Regions from separate parts of the Homo sapiens genome. Here region 2 is linked to region 1. Evidence: chromatin contacts called from ENCODE Hi-C or POLR2A ChIA-PET data. All regions are on one chromosome and are shown on one strand. Each heading gives the region's core, a stretch centred on a gene start or an enhancer-like site at or near the end of the contact. The rest is flanking DNA. Distances are from core to core; before and after follow the strand shown. Region 1 overlaps TTC39C (tetratricopeptide repeat domain 39C). Region 2 overlaps LAMA3 (laminin subunit alpha 3).

Region 1 (2,547 bases), core at 21-2,520:
TTTCGGAAGAACACTTTACTCCTACCCATTCTTAACTGGAAATTTGGAGGGATAAATTTAACTCCATTTTATCCTGTATTTTCCAGGCTACCTCAGCTTTATTAAAGGAAGTGAAGCTTGCACTAAGGGAAAGGGAACACCCCAGGAGAGAGCAGCAGGAATGCCAGTAGGAAGGAGCAGATGGGCGAGCGGCTTGGAGGCAGAGTGAAGCAGGGGACACACCGGGACAAAAGGGTGCAAGCCCAACAGAGGAGTGAACACCTGCTCCCGGAGAAACGGCATCTCTCAACGTGACGTCGAAGGGACCAGGATTATAGACATGAATGCTAACAATTCTGACCTCAGGTGAGGAGCTACAGAAATGGATGGTAGAACTGGAAACAAACGTTAAGAATCCATCCAATCCTGAGTACGTGGAACTAAATCAATAAAACACAACAGAAACCTCCACGGTGAAAACCCCACTCTTCTAGAATAAGAATACAATGAATTCAATCCGTCTTTAATTTTGTGCCTAAGATGGGTGCCAATGTCTGAAGGCACATGTTAAAGTCTATGGTAACAAGCTGTAAGGTCCTTAATTTGAGCCAAGGAAACAGAACCCAACGTTTTTGACTGAGTCAAAGATGATAAACTGATGTATGTCAAAACAAACTTAATGCTCATGTCGAGAGAGGCCATGTTGCTTTTACTACATTCTGCGTCCAACTTGGCACTGAAACAGGTTCTCGGGACTTGCCCTACTCTCCATCCCACACTCTGTAAAGCAAAAATTCCAGCCACAGCCAGGCCAAGCAGGAGGAGGCAGAGGCTGGGGGAGAATGCAGCACCGAGAACAGGACGCTCTGCACTGTGGCTCCTACAGGGGCCGCTCCAGCAGCTCCATGAGAGGACACAGCAGCTGAGTGCATGTCTTCCCAACAAGCAGAGAACACGCTATTTAAGAGCCATACACCCTGCACAGCCTTTCATCTGGCTGCTCTGAAAGGTCAAGTATGAATCATTCAGCTGTCGTTATCGCTGTGTCTGTGGAGGGAGGTGGAGACAGCAGAAAAACCACAGAGCAGGCCGGGCGCGGTGGCTCATGCCTGTAATCCCAGCACTTTTGGAGGCTGAGGCAGGCAGATCACTTGAGGTCAGGAGTTCAAAACCAGCCTGGCCAACATGGTGAAACCCTGTCTCTACTAAAAAATACAAAAAAATTAGCCGGGCTTGGTGGCAGGTGCCTGTAGTTCCAGCTACTCAGGAGGCTGAGGCAGGAGAATAGCATGAAACCAGGAGGTGGAGGTTGTAGTGACCCAAGATTGTGCCACTGCACTCCAGCCTGGGCAACAGACAATCTGTCCCACCTTATGAGGACCAGGCAACAACTAGCTGAGAGATGGAGGGGGCGAGAGGAAACCCTGCCCCATACGGGGACAGAAGTCTTCCCTGGGAAAGGGCAAGAGCTGCTTGCAAAATGGGAATATCAAGTTACATGAAATTGATCTTGGATAAATTTTGTAATTTTTCAGGGGGACTGTATCTGGTGCAAGCATCTATTAAAGCCTGTCTGTCCAACTGTCCCGGAAGGAGGCTGGTTAACCCATGGCAATTCAGGCTTGCCTTTCTTGTGTCTCAAATAATAGAGGTTTTTTTTTTGTTTTTTTTTTTTTTTTTTTGAGACAAGGTCTCACTTGGATTGCTCAGGCTGCAGTGCAGTGGCACTATCTCACCTTACTGCAGCCCCGACCTCCCAAGCTCAGGTGATTCTTCCACCTCAGCCTCCTGAGTAGCTGGGACTACAGGCACACGCCACCAAGCCTGGCTGATTTTTTGTATTTTTAGTAGAGATGGGTTTTGCCATGTTGCCCAGGCTGGTCTCAAACTCCTAGACTCAAGCAATCCACCCACTTCGGCCTCCCAAAGTGCTAGGAGCCACCGTGCACAGGTGTGAGCCACTGTTCCTGGCCCAAGACTTTGAAGGACAAAAGATGATTTAGTTTTCACCAGTCAGCCCACTGCCTCGTTATCTTCAACCTTCACCAACAGACTTTTTTTTTTTTAATTATACTTTAAGTTCTAGCGTACATGTGCACAATGTGCAGGTTTGTTACGTATGTATACATGTGCCATGTTGGTGTGCTGCACCCATTAACTTGTCATTTACATTAGGTATTTCTCTTAATGCCAACCCTCCCCACTCCCCCCACCCCACGACAGGCCCCGGTGTGTGATGTTCCCCACCCTGTGTCCAAGTGTTCTCATTGTTCAATTCTAACCTATAAGTGAGAACATGCGTGTTTAGTTTTCTGTCCTTACAATAGTTTGCTCAGAATGATGGTTTCCAGCTTCATCCATGTCCCTACAAAGGACATGAACTCATCCTTTTTTATGGCTGCATAGTATTCCATGGTGTATATGTGCCACATTTTCTTTATCCAGTCTATCATTGATGGATATTTGGGTTGGTTCCAAGTCTTTGCTATTGTGAATAGTGCCGCAATAAACATACATGTGCATGTGTCTTTATAGCAGCATGATTTATAATCCTCTGGGTATATACCC
Region 2 (2,547 bases), core at 20-2,519, 190 kb after region 1:
TCTCTGCTCGTTTGTTTTTCATCATTTTATAATAAATATGTATTGATTTTATGAGAAAGTTATTTTAAATTTTAAAATATGTAAACCATATGATTCATTTTTCATACTGTTACTTTCCCAAATATGTGTGTGCTTTCTTCTCAGCTAGGTTATAAGTATCTTTTATATCTTTCTCAGTACTTGGCAGTGTCCTATGCATAGTGGCTAATCATGAAAATTGTCCATGAATAACTAAAGCTTGGTTCTGCAGCCCTTTGTCATTAATTTTACAGTTTCCATTCCACAACATTTATTATTTTGTTTCACAAACATTACCGAACACCTATTATGTGAACAGTACCATTCTTGGAACCAGGGATTCCGAAATAAACAAGACATAGATTGTCCTGAAAGTGTTCAAAATATAGTGTGGGGATAGAGGGGTGTGTGTGGGGTGGGGGTGGGGGTGGGGGGGTGGGGGGGCTATCTAGGCTAGGGCTGTGGATATGTGTGTGTACGGAAGAGTGTAGACAGTTGTACATGTGTACAGGTAAGTAGGGATACGTTGAGGGCAGGTGTATGTGGAGATATGTGGAAGGGACATGTCGAAATAGGGGGTATGCAGAGATCATTGTGGAGGAGGGGTAGGTAGGGAGGTGTCGGGGGTTGAGGTACACAGGGGTGCGTGTTGGGGGGATGTAGGTAGAGCTACTTGTGGGTGAGTGTATGCGTTGTGCCTCATTCTCAGTTTTCTGAAACGTACAAAGCAGGAAAGAGAATGATATTAATGATTTATTAGGTGAGCAGTCTTGTATTTTTCCCAAGAGACCTTTTTCCAGGCCTCAGTCAAACTCCCAGCCCCACCCCTAGCTCTGTGCCAGCACCTGGCAGCCCCACCCACAGCCCTCCCCGCCCCCTCTGCAGGCTGAGGCGGGAGGGGCGCCCACCTTACCTTTCACACTGTGTTCCTGTGTACCCAGCTTTGCAGGAGCACCGCACGTCTCCCCCATTCACCACACAGCCAGTGGCAAAGCTTGAAAGAAGACAGAAAAAGGCCCCATCAAAAACACAGATCGATAGGATTTATGCTTATTTTTTACCACAAAGGACTGGCTTGTATTAAGTGAGCACTGAAACCCAGGGTCTGGTTACTTTGTGTGAAGAAAATTTTGCCCATCAAGACTTGGAGAGATAATGATGAATGATCTCAGCCGACACAGGGCAATTTTGGTGAACAAGGACTGAAGGCATTTATTTTATTTGTTCCTTGGGGAAGAGCATTTTTTCCCCTTAAGACAGAGCAGAGTAACTCACTTTGGAAGAGATGATTACAACAGCATTTTTCCAGGAATAACAAGGAAGGAGTAAAACAAGTCTAGGCAGAAAAAAGAACAGAGAGTTCTGATTCTTTAAAAAAAAACGTTCTCCTTGTTGATTCTAGTTCTTTTCTATCAGGCACATTGCCTTCTGGGAAGAAAAGTTGGTGGGGAGGCCAGGCCCTGGAGCCCCCTAAAGATGCACAGAGACCACTCGCCTGCCTCGGCATTTCTGTGGGCACAATCATTGCTGATTCTCACTTTTTTTTCAAACCAAGTTGTGGAATTTTGATCCCTTTTCTTTTAGCTCTAAAGTGGTGATATTTTACACTTGATTTTAGCCAAAAGGCTGAGAAGCAATAAGTGATGATATTTTAGAAGCAGCTTTAAACACACACACACACACACACACACACACACACACACACACACACACACACACCAAAGAGACCATGAAAAAGCCCTGTTGTCTGCCACTGGACATGACACTGATGACATCTGAGGGAATATCACTCCATTTGCTGGTAAGAGAATGCCTGTTTAGGAAGCCTCTCAAAAGACAGTTAGACATTGGTCAGCACTATTAATATTGCAGGAAGGAGAAATAGATACAAATAGAGTTTTACTGATAAATTCAAAGACCTACGTGTTACTTCAACTTATGGAAGCTGGAAGCTGACCTTGATGCTACTACGCTTTGCAAATGAAAATGAAAAACTTTTTCCAAGCACCCCAGTGGAAATCTCGCTGCTTTCTACTTTTGCCAGCTTCTCTTCAAACAAGTCTGGGCAAGCTCATGTGATTGATCCCTTGACAAATAAAGCTGCAGGATGGGGCGGGCTTCACGAGCATCAAAGACATAGACAGCAAAGCAGGGTGAGCATTCCAAATAGGTCTCTCCAGAGAAGCCACACTTGGCACATGACTTCTGGTGATGTTAGGACTTGGCCCATGTGTCTGTTAAGGGCTGATATAGGCCTGCCTTTGTGATCCACACTTGTTTCTGAGTCTATGTACTAGTGAGATGTTCTCAGTATCTTCTTGATTTTCAGAACAACTCTTGCTTCACTTAGTTTGTTACATCATTCTTTGCTTGGGCCCACAGTGAACCCTTTGTGATGAGTAAGGATATGACAAAGTGCCACACTTAAGGAGAGAGGGGGTTACCTTGAAAACACAGTGGTGGATTCCTACCTATGTAGTCTATTGGTCACTCTGGAGGCTGAATGAGAGCTCAGATCACTCAGTGGCT

What was found. A loop is a pair of places that touch in the nucleus more often than their neighbours do. ChIA-PET counts read pairs that join two places held with the same protein, here RNA polymerase II (POLR2A). Pooled maps may share reads with other maps.
Region 2: a pooled map shows a loop between it and region 1 (3-fold over the local background). The contact joins two enhancer-like sites. A Hi-C loop is called at or near these places in 5 of 50 pooled maps. POLR2A ChIA-PET finds 5 or more read pairs at or near these places in 3 of 52 experiments (CD4-positive, alpha-beta T cell, OCI-LY7 and activated CD4-positive, alpha-beta T cell).

The regions. Positions count from the first base shown.
Region 1 is chr18:24,074,799-24,077,345 of GRCh38, reverse strand. All of the region lies in intron 4 of TTC39C (tetratricopeptide repeat domain 39C), which reads right to left. Among named protein-coding and RNA genes, the nearest start is that of TTC39C-AS1, 61 kb to the right of the region's middle. RefSeq lists an enhancer at 807-1,101. Within about 2 kb of position 1,270, at least 16 of the 41 ENCODE cell types and tissues checked have a DNase peak (open chromatin) inside an H3K27ac peak, as active enhancers do.
Region 2 is chr18:23,883,238-23,885,784 of GRCh38, reverse strand. It overlaps LAMA3 (laminin subunit alpha 3), which reads right to left. Exons shown (of 75, transcript NM_198129.4): 41 at 932-1,012. Among named protein-coding and RNA genes, the nearest start is that of LINC02958, 98 kb to the left of the region's middle. Within about 2 kb of position 1,269, at least 14 of the 41 ENCODE cell types and tissues checked have a DNase peak (open chromatin) inside an H3K27ac peak, as active enhancers do.